2 separate regions of the Mus musculus genome follow, and region 2 is linked to region 1. A link is a loop called in an ENCODE intact Hi-C map of the cell type or tissue named here. Cell type or tissue: gastrocnemius. All regions are shown on one strand. Each heading gives the region's core, and the rest is flanking DNA. Links, peaks and the distances in the headings are about the cores only.

The links. A loop is a pair of places that touch in the nucleus more often than their neighbours do. Peaks named below come from ENCODE experiments on the same cell type or tissue, not always from the same donor. Only the 100,000 strongest peaks of a DNase experiment are listed, where the experiment ranks them.
Region 2: a loop joins it to region 1, with 3 times the contacts of the local background. A loop is called at or near these places in 5 of 42 quality-filtered maps.

Annotation. Positions count from the first base shown.
Region 1 is chr7:135,149,221-135,157,246 of GRCm38, reverse strand. It overlaps Dock1 (dedicator of cytokinesis 1), which reads right to left. Exons shown (of 52, transcript NM_001033420.2): 47 at 4,901-5,038. Among named protein-coding and RNA genes, the nearest start is that of Gm24581, 22 kb to the right of the region's middle. In gastrocnemius, for the core only: no CTCF peak of the experiment used is centred there; no DNase peak of the experiment used is centred there; H3K27ac peaks cover 1,570 bases.
Region 2 is chr7:135,089,642-135,097,667 of GRCm38, reverse strand. It overlaps Dock1 (dedicator of cytokinesis 1), which reads right to left. Exons shown (of 52, transcript NM_001033420.2): 32 at 6,236-6,294. Among named protein-coding and RNA genes, the nearest start is that of Gm24581, 38 kb to the left of the region's middle. In gastrocnemius, for the core only: no CTCF peak of the experiment used is centred there; a DNase peak (open chromatin) is centred at 3,503; H3K27ac peaks cover 1,013 bases.

The DNA.
Region 1 (8,026 bases), core at 1,997-6,996:
ATCGGTAAGGTTTCCCTCTGCCTTGGGCTAGTCCCAGGGATGTAGGTAGCTATTTGTCCTTGTCATTCCCATTGATTCAGGGTAGAGTTCTGCCTAGGTCCATTCTGACTTGCTCATCACCACCCAAGCCCTATCCTACCCACCTGAGATGCCAGTTACTCTCTGGTATCTTTGAGGCCAATGGGCCCTCAGCCTTTAACTCACTTTATGCTTTAAGTGAGACCTGGTCATATCTTTGGCCTTCTCAGATGCACACTGTCTTTGGCCATTCTTCTACAGGACTAGAGGTGGAGAATCAGTTGTTGAAGGTGCTTACATTTCCAAACAACCTCTAGCTGGGGAGAGACTGTCTTTCTGACTCTACTGCAAGCGTTTCAAGCTTGACTTTATCATTATCCATTGGGCATACTGGTTGGGAAAGAAAGGAAGGCAAGAAAATGTTGGACTCTGCTGACTTCTGTAACTTGGGGGAATGCTGCCTTGTGTCTCACCACCACCTGGGCAGGGGAAGGAGAAGCCAAGGAGACAATGCCAAGCCAAGAGCTGGGAAGAAACTTGACCTATATGGTATGTGAGTGGGGTTGCCCCGGAACTCTGAGGCCTATTCCTGAGAATATCCAGCTTGTGGGCTGCTATATCTGTGATGCAGTGATCGTCCATGTACAGAAGGAGACCACTGAGGGTCATAGAGTACAAAGGTCAGACCAAGTCACCTTCAGACTTCAAGAGGACCATCCACCTGCTGTCAACCAGCAAGGGCTGGCACATAACCAATGTGCACATGCACTGGGATGTACAAGACAAGGAGGAGGTCATGGGAAGGATCCTTGAAACAGGAGACAGGGGCCCTGTTGGAGATTTGTATTTACAGGGACTCACAGAGGAGAACTGTGGGTTCTTCTGGACCATTAGTCTTATTTCTTTATTGAGTAGAGGCTGAGAAATTTAGAACTAAGAGGACTTTCATTTGTTCCATCTGAACCAACTAGAACCTCACGTAAGACCAAAAGGTAGCTCAAGGCCACACAAACGGGAGTGTCTTGCTGTCTGCCTGTTCCAGCCATAGGGCCAAACAGGTTAGGAGTAGAGTGTTAGAACAGGCTAGATTTTTGTCTCGTGCATCAACTGTGTGATCATATGCAAACCAAGGAATTACTGTGAGCTTCTTTAAAGACGCGCAGAGAGCTGTCTCCCCATTGTGGGTCCTCTGTAAAGATTAACAATGACTGCATATGAGGGCTGTAAGGCTTGGTGCAAGGTTAGTAGCAGCTTCCATTGTCCTTCTCTTGTTGCCTTGGTATCTGGATGGAAAATTTATTTTGGTCTTTGTAGGTAAAATGACACTCGGGCCTTGCCCTGTAGCACCGAATTTTGCATCTTTTCTTTCTGGCTGAAGTATGTTTTTCAATCATAACCATGAATGTTGACTACACAATGAATCACGGTCAGGTGACTGGATCGAGGTGAGTTCACAAGGAAGGGAGAGAGGTAAGTGTATTTTGGTCTTTGCCTGTGGACTGGAGACTCAGGCATTATGCTGCCCTGAAGGCAGCCATGTTTGAAGCCATGAGAAGCAGTGCAGGAGCAGGGGCCTGGTCTGAGTCTCCCTCCAGGTAAAGAGGCCCAGCACTGAGCTGGAGGTGCCAACAAAGCCAGTAGGGGAGATAGATGACTGGATGTTGCAGCTGATGGGTGTAGCACTGAAGTACTGGGCTGTGGGGTAGAGGAGACTCCACAAGGGTGTAGGGGCCACCCGGAGAGAGAGGCTTGGAGTTCCAACCAGCACATGGTCTGAATGGTGGTTTGGTTCAGGTGAGGAGAGGGGTGGAGAAAAGAGCAGAGCCAAGCTAGGCCCTCTGGACCTCATCTGACTTTAGGAAGAGGACAGGAGGGCCAGGAAACAGATAAAAAGGTTTCATGTATATGGAGGAGCCTTCACATGCTGTGGGAAGCAAAGGCAGAGGCCAGTGTTTGGCATTTCCTTTCTGGGGGGGGGTCTCTGGGAATCTGCTCAGCGTTCATCCAAGAAGCGGTGTCTCCTTGGATCTCCAGAATCGACAATATAGATGGCACAGAGGAGCCAGTGGGAGAGGCCCTTGTATTACACAGTCAGGGGGGGTCTAGTGCTTGCCTTACTGGAGCTTAGGCTGGCTTAGAAACATTGAAAAAATGGTTTATGTCCTTTCTGTGTTTTTTTTTATATTATTATGATTTTAAAGCCTATCCTTTTGGAAGGAGGATGATGTGATATTGCTTCTCAAAGTATTCTGATATGCTTGTAGGTTTCCAAAGTAGGTAAGGCAAGACAGGTGCCTTCCAGCCTGCCTTTATGACCACATCCCTCACCGAATGACAAGCTGCAGCCTGAACCACTGCTTACCTAGAAAGGACGGCTGCAGAGCCTCATTCTGGGCCCCAGGATGGAGTAGGACTCATAAAGGTTGCTCCCTGTATCCTAGTAGCCATGGGGATAAATGCTTCCTGAATTCTGTCTCCAGATCATGCTCTGAAAGCCCTGCTGGGTGGGATGTCCCGTTGCCCCCACCAAGAGAAGCATGATGTATGGAGAAGGTGATATAGAAAGTGGTTGCCTTTAGCTAATGATGGGTGCCAAGATACAAGGGAAACATGTCTGAAAAGACATCCTTCATCTTTACACATCCCCCATGTCCCCCCATCCAACCCAACCCAACCCACCACCACCACCTTCCTGCCCCCACTTTCTATTTTGACCTATACCCTATAGCATGGTTTCTCAGTGGTATTTCATAGCAGAGGAGGGATGTAAAAACTAACAGGCAAGATCAATAGGTTTCTTTAATTGTGGAAGATTCAATAAAGGGTTGATAAAATAGGAAGCATTGAACTAAGTTAAGAACTTGGAGCCTGCACAAGCACTTCATTCTTAGAGCAGCATGGAACTTGGAAAGAGTTGCCTTCTGACACACACACACACACACACACACACACACACACACACACACACACACACACACACCTTTTGCCATTCAGCCCTGATGCTGACAAGCTGCAGGCTCCAAGCTATCAATAGCACTGCTCAAGGATTCTGTCTTACAGAAGGGTTCTCCAAAACAGCAGGGGAGGCACCTTGTATCCTAGCTGTTTACCTGCAGGGGCTCCCACTGGGCTGTCAGTCTCAGGTTCTCATCTGTTGGGTTTACGACCAGAGTCCAGGCTCATGTCCTGCTGAGTCTGTGACAAAGCACTGACCAATGGGATTAGAGACATTGGCTCCGCCATGAGCATGCTCAGTGGGGGCTTGTCTATAAAAATACATCCGTAGCTCTCTTTGCATTGCTGAGAATCAAAGATGCTCATCTGTCATGCTTCTGACCCCAACCCCAATCTGGGAATTTTTCAGGAACACATCACCAGAGTCATTCAGCCCCATGTTGTGAGCATAGCCTACTGCCCCTGAGTGGTGCCTCTGGCTCATGAAGGCTGCTTGCCTTTCCAACTTGCCTTTGGTGCTCTTCTGTTAAGTGTATACCTTTGTCTGCATTGGCCTCTGGCCTGCCACTCAAAACCCTGGTTATCTCCCAGCCTGGATCATTTCTACCATTTCTACCTCCTTCAGTGGCTAAGCTTTTATTTAGCAACAGTTTAGATCATCAGTAACCCATCTCCCCATCTCTTCTCCCTTTCCGGCCATGGTGTGTATGTGTGTGTGTGTGTGTGTGTGTGTGTGTGTGTGTGTGTGTGTGTTCTGATGGGTGAACATGTATGCTGTCTACCTTCTATTATGAGACAGGATCTCTCACCTTGCCTAGATCTCTCCAAGTAGGCAGTACTGGCTGGCCAGTGAGTTACAGGGATCTGCATATCTCTGCCTACCAAGCACTGGTATTACATGTGTGTGCCATCATGCTTGGTTTTGTTTTATTTTACATGACATGAGGGGATTGAACTTTGGTCCTCATGCTTTCAATAAAGCCATTGTCTCCCTGAGCCTGCTGGTTATGTTCTTAGGTTCCAGCATCGAGCTAGGCATTGAGTCCATCTCTAGGATACCATGGGTGCTACTGCCTGAGCGTTACACAGCTCTCTGTGTATGGCATGTCTCAGGACAAGAGCTCTGTAACCCACCCGAGTCCTAAGGGCCTCTGTGAAATTTCTCCATGACCTTGAGTGACTAGGAGTTAGCCAGGCTCCCTGGTAGGTTGACAGACAGGGAGAAGGGCCATGGCCAGGTAATAAAGGTGGTAAACTTTCAACACTGGCTTAGTGCTCATCCATGTGAGACAAAAGCCTGGTACTTTCAAACAAAGGACTTGCTGGCTTTCTCTACCACCATCAGCAGCACCCCCACCCTCACCCTCCACCCCAACATCCCGTCCCCCATAGACTGACTCAACAAGTTCAAGGCCTGATCAGGACACAACAACTGTGAACAAAACAGCCTCCTGTACTTTCTCCAAATTGACCAACCCTAAATTAGAGACAGAAGACTCTTCAGAGACCTAAAAATCCCCTGCTCTTGAGAAGAAACTAGGTTTCTGGGTTCGAGTTCCCTGTCTGCTTCCCAGAGGGTCCTTCTCTCTGTGTGTCTGTTGCATGTGTGGTTCTTCACCCACCATAAGGGCCTTTCTTCGTCTGCTGATTCTGTTGCGTCTGTTCGTGGTGTTCCAAGATTTCTCCACTGCTACCTGTCAAACTCTAGATCTTCCCTGCTTCCTTTGAATTCTTGAACTATCCCTATCGAGACCCCCAGACTGCACCAACCTACACAGCACACTACTCAGAGACGATGAATGAGGTACTTGGAAATTAACAACTCCCATAAAGTGAGCTTGGTAAGGAGGCTGGGGTCCATAAAAATCCCAGAGGCCCCAGCCCCTCCACTCCAAACGGACACTCTTCTGTGGACCCGCCCACTTACCATGGTCCTGACGCCATATTGCTTTTCCACTTTTTCCTTCAGTTGCTTGAAGCAGGCTTCCATGCGCTCGTGGAATGGCCTCAGGGCCTCTGTGACTTTGTCTCCATGAATCCTGATCCCTTCAGCCAAAAATGGAATCTGAAAAACACAGGGTGATGTTCCTGATTTGGGAGGGGAACAGGTCTAGATGGAGCAGTACACAGCAGGAGGTGGCAATGGCAAGCTGGTTGCACCTGCTTCTGTTCCCAAATCAGAGTGACTGATTAAACTCATCAGCAGACAGGCCACCCCCACCCCTCCAGCCCCCAGAGATGGAAATGTTTAAACAAGAATTGCTTGGGATTTGGGGGGGATCATTTCCAAGGTGGAAGACCCCATGAGTACTGCATTCTGTTACTTGGTGGGGGTGGGAGGTGTCTTGTTACTCAACCAGCCCCAGAACAGACTCAACACCAGTGTTTTCTCAATGGATTTTGGGGGACAGTTTTGCTTTGAATGTGTTCACATACATCTTGTGCTGGTAGCAAAAGGTCATGCCATGGCTCATTTGTCGGCCGAGGATACACTGTATTTATAGGCAATTGAGTAGCCTACCCCAAACATAACAGTTCAGTTACAGGCCATCCATAGTCCTGATAGATATTCTCATGTGGAAAGGAAAACTATATTTATTCTCCCTTAAAACCAAAAATAATCACTTCTCTGACGACACTACTGTCACAAGATATCCATGCCAACACTTCACTTCCAACAGTAGAAGCGCTGCTGACCTTTAAAACCTGTCACATGAGACATTTTCATTTTCTCAGTGGCAGAGAACCCTGGAGCAACTGTGGCTAGGGACTGGCCATGAGAAGAGGCTCCATTCTGTCCCTGGCCTCTGCTTCTCCCCTAGGACCGAGACTGGAAGTTAGTCAGTCTTCAATGCAATCAAGCTAAGAGGCTTCCTCTTAATAATTTATAATTAAGTAAAAATACTGATTAAAAACATATTTTCCTAATAGGATAGAATACCGATCTGAACCAGCATATTTATTAGGGAGAGGAATAATAAGTATACAATTGAATTTCATGTGAACAAACTCAAGGAATCTTAGCAAGATGAATCCACTCATGAGCTGTATCTGCTTCCATTTATAGCACACAGCTGCTGCTTCTCTTGTACTCCAGGAAAGGAGGGGCACACAAACACCCCCATATTCAAAGTACCCAGCCTACTCAGGAGGCAGGGACACAAAAGTTAGTTATGCTGACAGTTGGGCCAAAACACAAGGCACACGTCATTTGTTACCCATTTCTGTCTGGTTATCACACAAGACCTGTGTGCAGGTGAGCTTCTTCAAAACAGACAAGGTCTTTTCGTAACCCACATGAATTCCTTATGCAGATGGCAGCTTTCCCAGGGCTTGCTACCATGCACTCAGGACTGGCCTAAGAAATGTTCATTGCTGGTCTTTTGCTTCCTGAGTTCTGACTGGAGGTAGGGGAGTTTGAAGGGGCGGTGGTGGTGACAAGGACCTGCTGGGACATCTTTGGGTGGCATGGCAAATGTGTTGTCCGTGGAAAAGGGAAGGCAAACCTGTGTGGGAAGGCTGTCTCTAGGTGACACCGCAGTCATTCTTGATGCTAAGAGCTGTTCTGATTTAGAATAACTTGTTTCAAATGTGCAAAACTTGATCCAATCACCCCGGGGTTTGTGGTGGCGGAGGTGGTGAGGGTTGGGGTGATAAAGTTATTCTTTGTACCAAAGAGACGACTTGGTGGATGAGAATGAAAGCCGAGGTCCTGGTTTGCATGGGGACAGCTGGAACCTGGGCTTTGGCAGGTGAGTAGCACAAGGTGAGAGAACTTGCCAGTCACTCTCAGTCGTCCCTGACACTGAGCAGACAAAGCCTTCTCAGAGAATAGGATTTAGTCTTTGCTATTTGGATCTGAGCTGCGGCTGTGGTTCTAAATGGAGGGAAATCACATGCTATTTGTGGAGCTCAGTCCAATGTATGAGATGCTTAATATACAAAGAAAGACCATAGACCTGGGGTCTTTGGAGGCCTTTTTGTTCCCTATGTTCAAAATATCTTTGGCAGGCAGATTCCTTGCCCCATTCAGGATTGCCACAATTGCCACGGGACTCGGAAACTGTGCCCCACAGCTTGAGTCACTATGGGTACATTTCGGAACCTGTTATTTCTGAAGCGCCCCAGACTCTGGAAGAAAGGGGAGGCTTTTCCAGCCACACCTCCAGTTGTTCTAAGTGAACCTTCAGCATCGTGCTATGTGGGCCCTGCACGGGTCCAAGCCTTGCCAGCAGCAGGGAACATCTGACAGCTTTGTTCATTGCTCGCAGGGCACCAGCCCCTGCAGATAGGACAGTGCCAGTTGTCAGCTGGGGATGATGAGTGAGGCTGCTCGCTCTTCTCTGTACACTTCAAAGAAAATAAGTACGGCACATAGCAGTTGAATAGGAAAATGCATGGGCTCATCCTTGGACACTCTGCAGGTGTGTTTAAGGGAAGACAGAGCTAAGCCTTTGAGGAAGTAGCCCTGACTGGGTATCAAAGTCTGCAGGCTCCAGGCAGCCTGCATCATGACCAGTCTCCCAGCTGTCGAGGGCCAGGCCATCACTGTTCAGAATCATGAAGAGGAGCTAAAGAGCAGGCCAGGGCCCGCCAGCCAATCTCACAGGAACTCTAGGTATGGGAGACATGCTTGTCTACAGCCATATACCTGTGATGTAACTCAGCCAGCAAGTCCTGGGACTCCTCCCAGGAGAAACCCTAGAGAGAATTTCCGGAAAAACCCAAACTGAATAAAGGAAGGAGCAAAACGAGAACAAGGCTAACTGTAAAGCTCTCATTTTTTTTTAATGAACATACAACTCAATTACTGATACGAAGCTATCAAAATGCTTGCAAATGAGAGCAAAATCACAGGTAATGCTCTGAATATGTATTTCTTTCCCTTTGCTCTTTGATTTAATGAAGTTGCTAGAAAACAGACTTTCTTTCAACTTTCCCATGAGCTGTTTTAAAATTCATCTTTTAATATAGATATTAGGGGCGATGACATGGTGCTGGCATAAAGTCTCTCTCTGGGGAACAAATTATTTTCCTCTGTTTGACTTGAAAC
Region 2 (8,026 bases), core at 1,019-6,018, 59 kb after region 1:
CACAAAAAGCCCCCACTGAAATATGGGACTACAGCAAGAGCAGAGCCTACTATCTCGGGCTGCTGCACGATAGGCAGGCATTTATGTAAAGAAGAGCTTTGTCGGGCTCAGGAGGTAAAGGGGCTGCCTTGCAAGCATGAAGACCTTGGTTCGATCCTCAGAATTTAAAATAATAAAAAGCAAAGATGCGGTGGAACCCCTTTGTGTTCTCTGCACTGGGAGGTGGTTTCCTAGGGCTCAGTGACTGGCTGAGCCTACGGAGCCTACTTTGACTTTCCCATCCCTGAGTTCAGGATGTTTGGGGGATGGCACAGATGAGTGTACATAGGGCTTGATGAGAGCCATGGAAGGCAAGGGGAGAAAGCAGTGGCAAGACCTAGTTCATGCCCCTGCTCGTGTGCAGAAGTGAGGCTTCTAGGAGCCTTTCTACACAGAGGCAAGCAGGCTGTGATGATTAATCTCTGTTGTCAACCAACAACATCTGGAATCAACTACAAACTCAAGCAGTTGGGAATATCTGCAATGGATTTTTTTTTTAATTGGATTATTAGAGGAAGGAAGACCCAGCCTAAGTCTGGGCTACACCTCATTCTGGCAGCCTAGATAAAAGGACGCCTAAGGAGGAAGCCTTTGCCTTTGCCTGCCTGCCCTCACTCTTGCTGGCAAGTTCATCCATCCTGTGGCTGGGGCATTCCTCTGCTGGGATTAGAACCTACTTCTTTGGGATTCCAACATAGACTGAAGACCAATAGCTCTCTAGGTCCTCCCTGGGATGCCAGCACAACCTATGGGACTGTTTAGACACCTAGTTTCATAGAGTGAAAAACTATGGGATTCTTGGCCTTTATGTCATGAGATAGCCATTGTAGGACTACCTGGACCACAGCCTGTTAGCCATTCTAACTAACTAACACATTCATTCATTCATTCATTCATTCATATTCTCTCTCTCTCTCTCTCTCTCTCTCTCTCTCTCTCTCTCTCTCTCTCTCTCTCTCTCTCTCTCTCTCAGCTCTGTTCCCTTAGAACACTGACTAATACACTAGCCTCCTGAAGGGGCATGATGAGGCAAGAGTGGTGCTCCCGGGCAGCTGTCTCTCATCCTTCATTGCAGAATGCCCCCTTTCTCTTCAAGCCTCTGCACTCTAACCAGCACTGTCTCATTCCAGCACATAACAGGAGGGTGCATGAGAAATGATACGCCTGACTGAATTATTTGTGACATTTTCTTATTAACACTAGCAGCTGATCTGGAGTTAATTAATCTTACTAATACTTCGACACAATCGGGAAACACAACACAGAATCTGGTTTTCTTTATAGCTCAACAAATGCAGATTTCTGTCAAGAGAATCATTAAGTGAATGTGTCTATTATAAATAACCATACCTAAGAAAGTAGAGTGTCCTCATAAGCCAAAAGATGTTTTTAATAGAGTGGACACAGGTACCAAAATGTAATCTCTGATAAGGAACCTGAATTTAATTAGAATCCGAATTTTCAACCTTTGCTAAATAGATACTATCTTGTCTGAAGCGACAATGGTGTGATTCTGCCCATTTCCCTTAATGCTTAACACTTCTGAGAGGCGTGCAAGCGCCGCAAAGTGGTCCCCTGAAAATGCCATTATATTCAATTTCTCAGGTGACATTTTCCTTGTATTATGCCTAAAAGATGTCAGAGCCAATGCTTCAGAGAAGCAGGAGATCGTGACAGCAAGTTGTTCATCAACTGTAATTTCAGTGTCATAAAGTTCTGTCTGTCACTCTCGGCTTTTATTGTTCCAAGCTGGGAGGAACATACAAAGCAGAGCAAGAGGGTGCTGGAGCAGCTACTGGAAAACTGAGCTAGAAGAAAATAAGAGCTGCAACCCCAGGCATCAGCACCCTTCCCTTGGGTACAGAAAGCACACCTGGCTGGAGTAGCCTGAGACCTTTGAGCTGTGATACCCCTGGGGATGGAACTGTCACAAGTCCACAGTCCTTGAGTTAGTAAGCTGGGCAGGGCTGTCAGATGCTCTTATTAATTTAATTATTTTTAGACATCCAGATTTTGGGCTTCTCCTGACGCACATCTGGCCGAAGTCTAATGATGGAACTGGAGGTGGGTCAACGAGCGTCAAGGCTTTCTTTTCCTTTGAAGAGAAAGGCAGCACGAGATGACTGTGGTGGTTTGAATGAGACGTGTTCCCAGAGCTCGGCTTTTTGAAGGCTTGGTCCCTAGACAGCAGCTGTGTCTGGGAAAGTTAAGGAACCTCCGGGAGGTACAGCCTTGATGGCGGAAGTACATCACTGGGGGCAGGCCTTGAGAGTCTCTAGCCTTGCTCTACTTCCAGTCTCCTTTCTCTGCTTCCAGCTCCAGCAGCCTGCTGCCTTGCCTCCTTTACAGTATGATCTCTCTCTCTCTCTCTCTCTCTCTCTCTCTCTCTCTCTCTCTCTCTCTCTCTCTCTCTCTCTCTGGATGACATAGATCCTTTCTTCTGTAAGTTGCTTTTTTTTTTTTTTTGGACATGGTGCTTTTATCACAGCAACAGAAAAGTAACTGAGACTCTAATAACCATGGTGCGAAGTGAAAGATTGTATCTTAGGTCCCCTAGTTGTATTCTCTAACCCCTGCACCCCCAAGACCTCCCTGGAGTGTCTAATCTCGTGACAGGATGTAGCACTAAGTCCTCTGAGAGCCGCACCTGGCTTCCTCTGAAAGGCAGGCTTTCGCCTTGACACTTCTGATGGTCAAGAATCAGACCACTGCACAGGGTCTTAATGTAACAAAGTTGTGCACACAGAAGGACCACAGGACGGAGAACCTTTCATCACCTCCAGCTATGGCGTAGTGTCTGGGTCTAATGAAAAGCAGTCAGTTTGCACATCCCCAAAAATAACAGGGAAAGAGATCCTCACACGAAAAATAGCCCAAGCCAAATAAGGCCAAAGAAAGGTCTCGCCGTGAGCATCTTTTTGTTTCAGTCAGAAGGCATCAGGGAGCATGCGCTGGTTCCTGAGAGGTGGACGTAACAAACAAAAATGGATGAAGGAACCAGGAGAGAGGGAGACGAGGTGGCCCTGTAGGCCGCCACCAAGCTGCACTCATAAATAACTGGAGGGTTCGGTAAAAGAACACATTTTCTCCACTTCTCTTTTGAAAGAGTACACTTCTGATTTTCTCTTTGACATGCTGGGTTCTGCAAAGAAATGGGTTAGTTGCCCTGTCCCACCCAGCACGCCTGGGTCTGCATTTGTAACCACACTGAGCAAGGAGACTCCGATCTGTGCCCTGGGGCTGCTGGGTACCTCTGCGTGAGACACCCCTCCCTCCCCAAAGCCCACAGACTGCACTGGTGGAGTGACAGGTGACTAATTCTAAGGTGAGGAACACATCTGATCCGACTTCTATTTTTATTTTCTTGGCAGAACTGGCTGCATATGCCTGCCAACATATTCCCAAACCTGAGCCCACTGGAAAAAAAAAAGAAAAAGAAAAGAAAACAGGAAGCTATGTGGAAAAGAGGATGTGTATATCCTGGGAAATCATGACAGGCTGCTGTGAGTTTGGAGAGCGGCAGCCTGCACAGTGCCATTGGCAGGCAGGCCTGAAACCTGAAGACCCACAGCAGGAAGGGTCCAGCATGGCCAAGGTCATGGCTTCCGTTTGATCTCCTGCCTGTTCTCATGCCCAAATTGATGTTTGTTGCTGACAAGCAAGCTTTGAAACACTTGGGTGTTAGTTATATGTTCACATTAGTGAGTAAGAAGATTTTTTTTTGGGGGGGGGGGGTGTTCCTGCTCAGTTAGCTTCCTTCTCAGTATCCTGAATCAGAAATCTCATTGCTGGGCTCATCTTGTTTAGAGAATAATGACAGACGCTGTCAAGAGAGTTCACCGCTCTGGGACGGAACAGAAAAGTCTGGGCACACACCTGAGACTGGGGGCTCTCGAGGAGGTGCTGTGGAGAACCTCACTCTTCCTGAAGCTCATCTTTCCTTCCTTCCTGGGGGTCATGGCAAATGACATGGAAAGAGATAGGACCAGGTTCAAGGTCAACCTCTGTCCCTTCAGAGGTGTCACTGACTATACTTAAACATGAACATGTAGTTTGGTTGCTAGAGGAGGAAGGAACATCTTCAGGGATACAACTATGGGCAAGGTGCACATAACCCTCACCCAGGCTTCAGGAAGAGCCTTAATGAAACTCACTTTGTAACCCCAAAAAGAAAAAAGGGCATGAAAGTGGGGGGAGGCAGAAGGGGGTTAGCAGAAGTAAGAGGGGGCAACAGGAACAGTGGGGATGAATATTTCAAAAATCCCATACATGTATAAAACAGCACACCCAAACAATAAAAATTATTATATAATTAAAATAGTATGATAAAAATTAAAAAAGAAGTACAAAGTTCAAGGTCAGCATATAAAACATAAACCATGGTCATTGAAAACAAAACAAAACAAAACAAAAAACCAAAACCAAAAAAACAAAACCTCAAAAAAAATTAAAACAAAAATATTGGAATGGCAAGAAGACTCATCAATCCATCAGTTAGGATAATCTGTGGATTATCTCTGGATAATACCTGGGGCCAGAGATCAGTTCTTTCTATTCTAACCAGTGACCCTGTCACTACAGGACCATAGTGAGATGCTGGGGATGCCTGGGACAGCACCCAGAGTTTATCAGGGAAGAAAGAGCCACCCTATTGCACACTGGTCCCTCAGGCTCTCCTTTTCTTTCCTCTTCTTTTGCAGTACTTCAGACTGAGTGCAGGGCCTCATGCATGGTAGCCTATGCCTAGAGGAGCCAACAGGACAGTGCAGGCTGGCAAATGAGACAGAACTCATGTCATCTCCTTTGTGAATGCTGGGTCTAGAGAGGATCTAGAGAACCTGTCATCCAGTGGAGAACCATGGTGTCCCTCTAAGCTGTCCATGTCGGGGGTCCTTGGCTGCTCATTACTCTCTTTCTCATAGGTAACACATTGTTTCCTGTCGGGCATTAGTTTGGCTATTGGGCTGTCTAGGTCAAGTGACAAATGGATCTTTCAGCATGAGCTTTTGAGAAGAAAGACAGAAAAATTGGTTAAGATTATCCATGGATGCTCCCTTCCTTGTTCCAACAGACTCAGACTCTTAGCACTGAGCTCATCCTATGTCCACGTCATAGGACTGTTAGGCGTCTGGATTGGAAGTCTTCTGACAACTTCTGCCCAACCTCCATAACATAAAAACTGGACTGCTGAGTGAGGGAAACGGAGAAGGACCATGTCACATGACAAGAGGTTACAAAGGCAAGGCAGTGGAGGAAGAAAACTCAGTGTGACTTAGCAAACTACTCAGTCCACCCTTGGGTTCCTGTGAACTCCCAGAGTGGGCAGAAAGTCAGGATGGTTTCTGTGGGGTCCATGTTACAGAGATCAGCAGGCTGAAACGCCCAAGAACCAGGACTTACTCAGGTCCTCCATAAACAGCTTGCTGTGATCTTGTTACAATCCTATAGAGAATGTCCCTGAAGGGTCCTCAACCTGCTCCAATTATGACACCTAATATGATAGGATGGTGCAGGTTCTACATGCACTGGATGACTACAGCAGACATATTTCCTTGACAGCTCTGCACTTCCACTATGGAACTTTACCCTGCAGCTCTATGCCCAGGAGCTGAGCTGGGGCCTCAGGTGAAATGTTTATGCTATCAGTATTGCCTACAGAATAATATCACCTATAGAGTAATGTCACCCATAGAGTGATATTGCTTATAGAGCAACATCACTTATAGAGTAATATTACCCATAGAACAATGTCTCCTATAGAGTAATATCACCTATAGAGCACTATACTGATACCTGTGCATGGTCCAAGGACCAACTCCTCCATAGTCCAGCACACTTGATACAAAGATAGCAATAGGACCTAGTATCTGCCATGTAACCAGGAGGACCTGAGTTCAAAGCCAGAACCCATATAATATAAAGCTGACTGAGGGTCTCATACTTGTCACCCTAGTGATGGGGAGGCAGAGACAAGTGGATCCCTAGGCCCTGATGAGCCAGACAGCTGGTCAACTTGACAAGTTAGATCCTGCTCTAAAAACCATTGGATAGACCCTAACACACACACACACACACACACACACACACACACACACACACACACCAGAGACCAACATTAAAAAATGGGGCTGATGTCACAGTACAGAGAGAACTCAAGGTGCTCACCCCATCTCCAAGATGATGCCCAGCTACTCACCCAGGTTGTACCACATGTCTCTGATCTCAAAGCCAATCTGCCTCCTCATGTCTCCATACCTAGAACGAAGGAGAGAGGGCAATGCCAGTTTACAGAGCTTCTGGAAATCAAACTCCGGCCTTCCATCATGGACTTAGTTAGATGAAGGCTATGCCAGAGTTCCAACTACATCCATCAGCAGGATTTCTAGGAGAGCTCCAGGCAGGAATGGGGCTCATCCCAGATGACAGAGCATCTCCATGGGAGCATGGAGAAGCTGTGAAGAACAGCCAGTCTTGTGTTTTTCAGTCTTGTGGCCCTGGGCCTAAGGGAGTTTGTCTCCCATGCATGCTGCTGTTGGCACATGCAGGCACCCAAGAGCATTCTACCACAGAGCAGAGGGTTCCCCCAGGAAAATAAAACCCTAGAGTTGGGGAAGGCAGCTCCCAAAATTTCCCCATTCTTCTATATCATTTTAAATGTAAGCAAGAGCTTAATACCCAAATATGTCAACAAACATTCCACCAGTTTTTGTTTATCTGGGAAAATAAATGCTAATTTTCCTCCCGGTGGGCGAAGAGAGGAGGTGCGCGTTTCATGAGTAAACAGAATTTGATGCTTCGGAAGATAAACCTTTATTAGCTTGTGAGCAATTTAACTTTTTCTTTTAGTGCCTAAGGAAAAAGCTGATTATATTAAAAATAATAATTTGCGAAATTATCATACAGCATTGCAGCCGAGCAGCTGCATCGTCAGGCTTGCTCCGTTCTTCCTTGTGGCAGCTGAGGCGCCAAGGAAAGCTGATCACAGATGATGGTGTCCTGGCTCTTCAGGCAAGCAGCCCTGGCTGCTAAATCAACAACCCTCAGCTGGCTGCCACCTTATTAAAGTCTCTCACACCTAAGCACCTGTCTGTCACTCACAGCAGGAAGGTTACAGTGGCATGTTCATCTCAACCAGAGAAAATATGTAATCCAAGGTACATGCATGCTTTCTCTATGTGGGATCTGGCATGCACATATACATAGGCATATGTATGTATGTATGTATGTATGTATGTATGTATGTATATACATGTGTTCTTTTCCATATATATGTGTGTGTGCAAGTATATACAAACTTTTCTCCATATTATATACATATATAAAGAAAATAGAAAGGGGATATAAGGAAGGGAAGAGGTCTAAAGGGAGGGAAAATGAGAGTGAATAATGGAAGATGTGGCCTAAAATAGGAGGACTGATCTTGGGGGTAAGAGAGAAATGAAGGGCAGGTCTTGGGGAAGGATATTGAGGGTGTATAACAATAAACTATAATAATATATGTGTATAAAATGTCATAATGAAACTCATTACTTTGTATGCTAACATATGTGTGTATGTATACATGTATGTATGAATATATACATGTATGGTGTATGGATATGTTGGATGCCATGGAGTGTAGAACATCCAGGTTTATGTAGCTGGAGAAACAGAACCGGGAAGTCAGCTATTTCCTCTCAGGACAAGCTGGGTCCTAAAGACCCTGCCCAGCAAGCCAGTGAAAGCTGACTCAGAGATTCTCTGTAAATCAGGTGATCTAAGCCAGCTGCAGATTCACTGCCAAGGCCACAGGGGTGGGAGGCATGTTCCAGGCAGTGAAGACATGATACCAGCTAGTAGGTATGAGGTAACAGGGAGACACTCTCCCAGGCTTGACTCTCCCTTCAAATCGCTTAAGGGTTCCGAGACCTGAACACATTAAGATGTGCATTATTTTGAGGTTTCTCAGCAGTCAAAGCCACCTGGGCCTGGGCAAGATGGAGTTGGA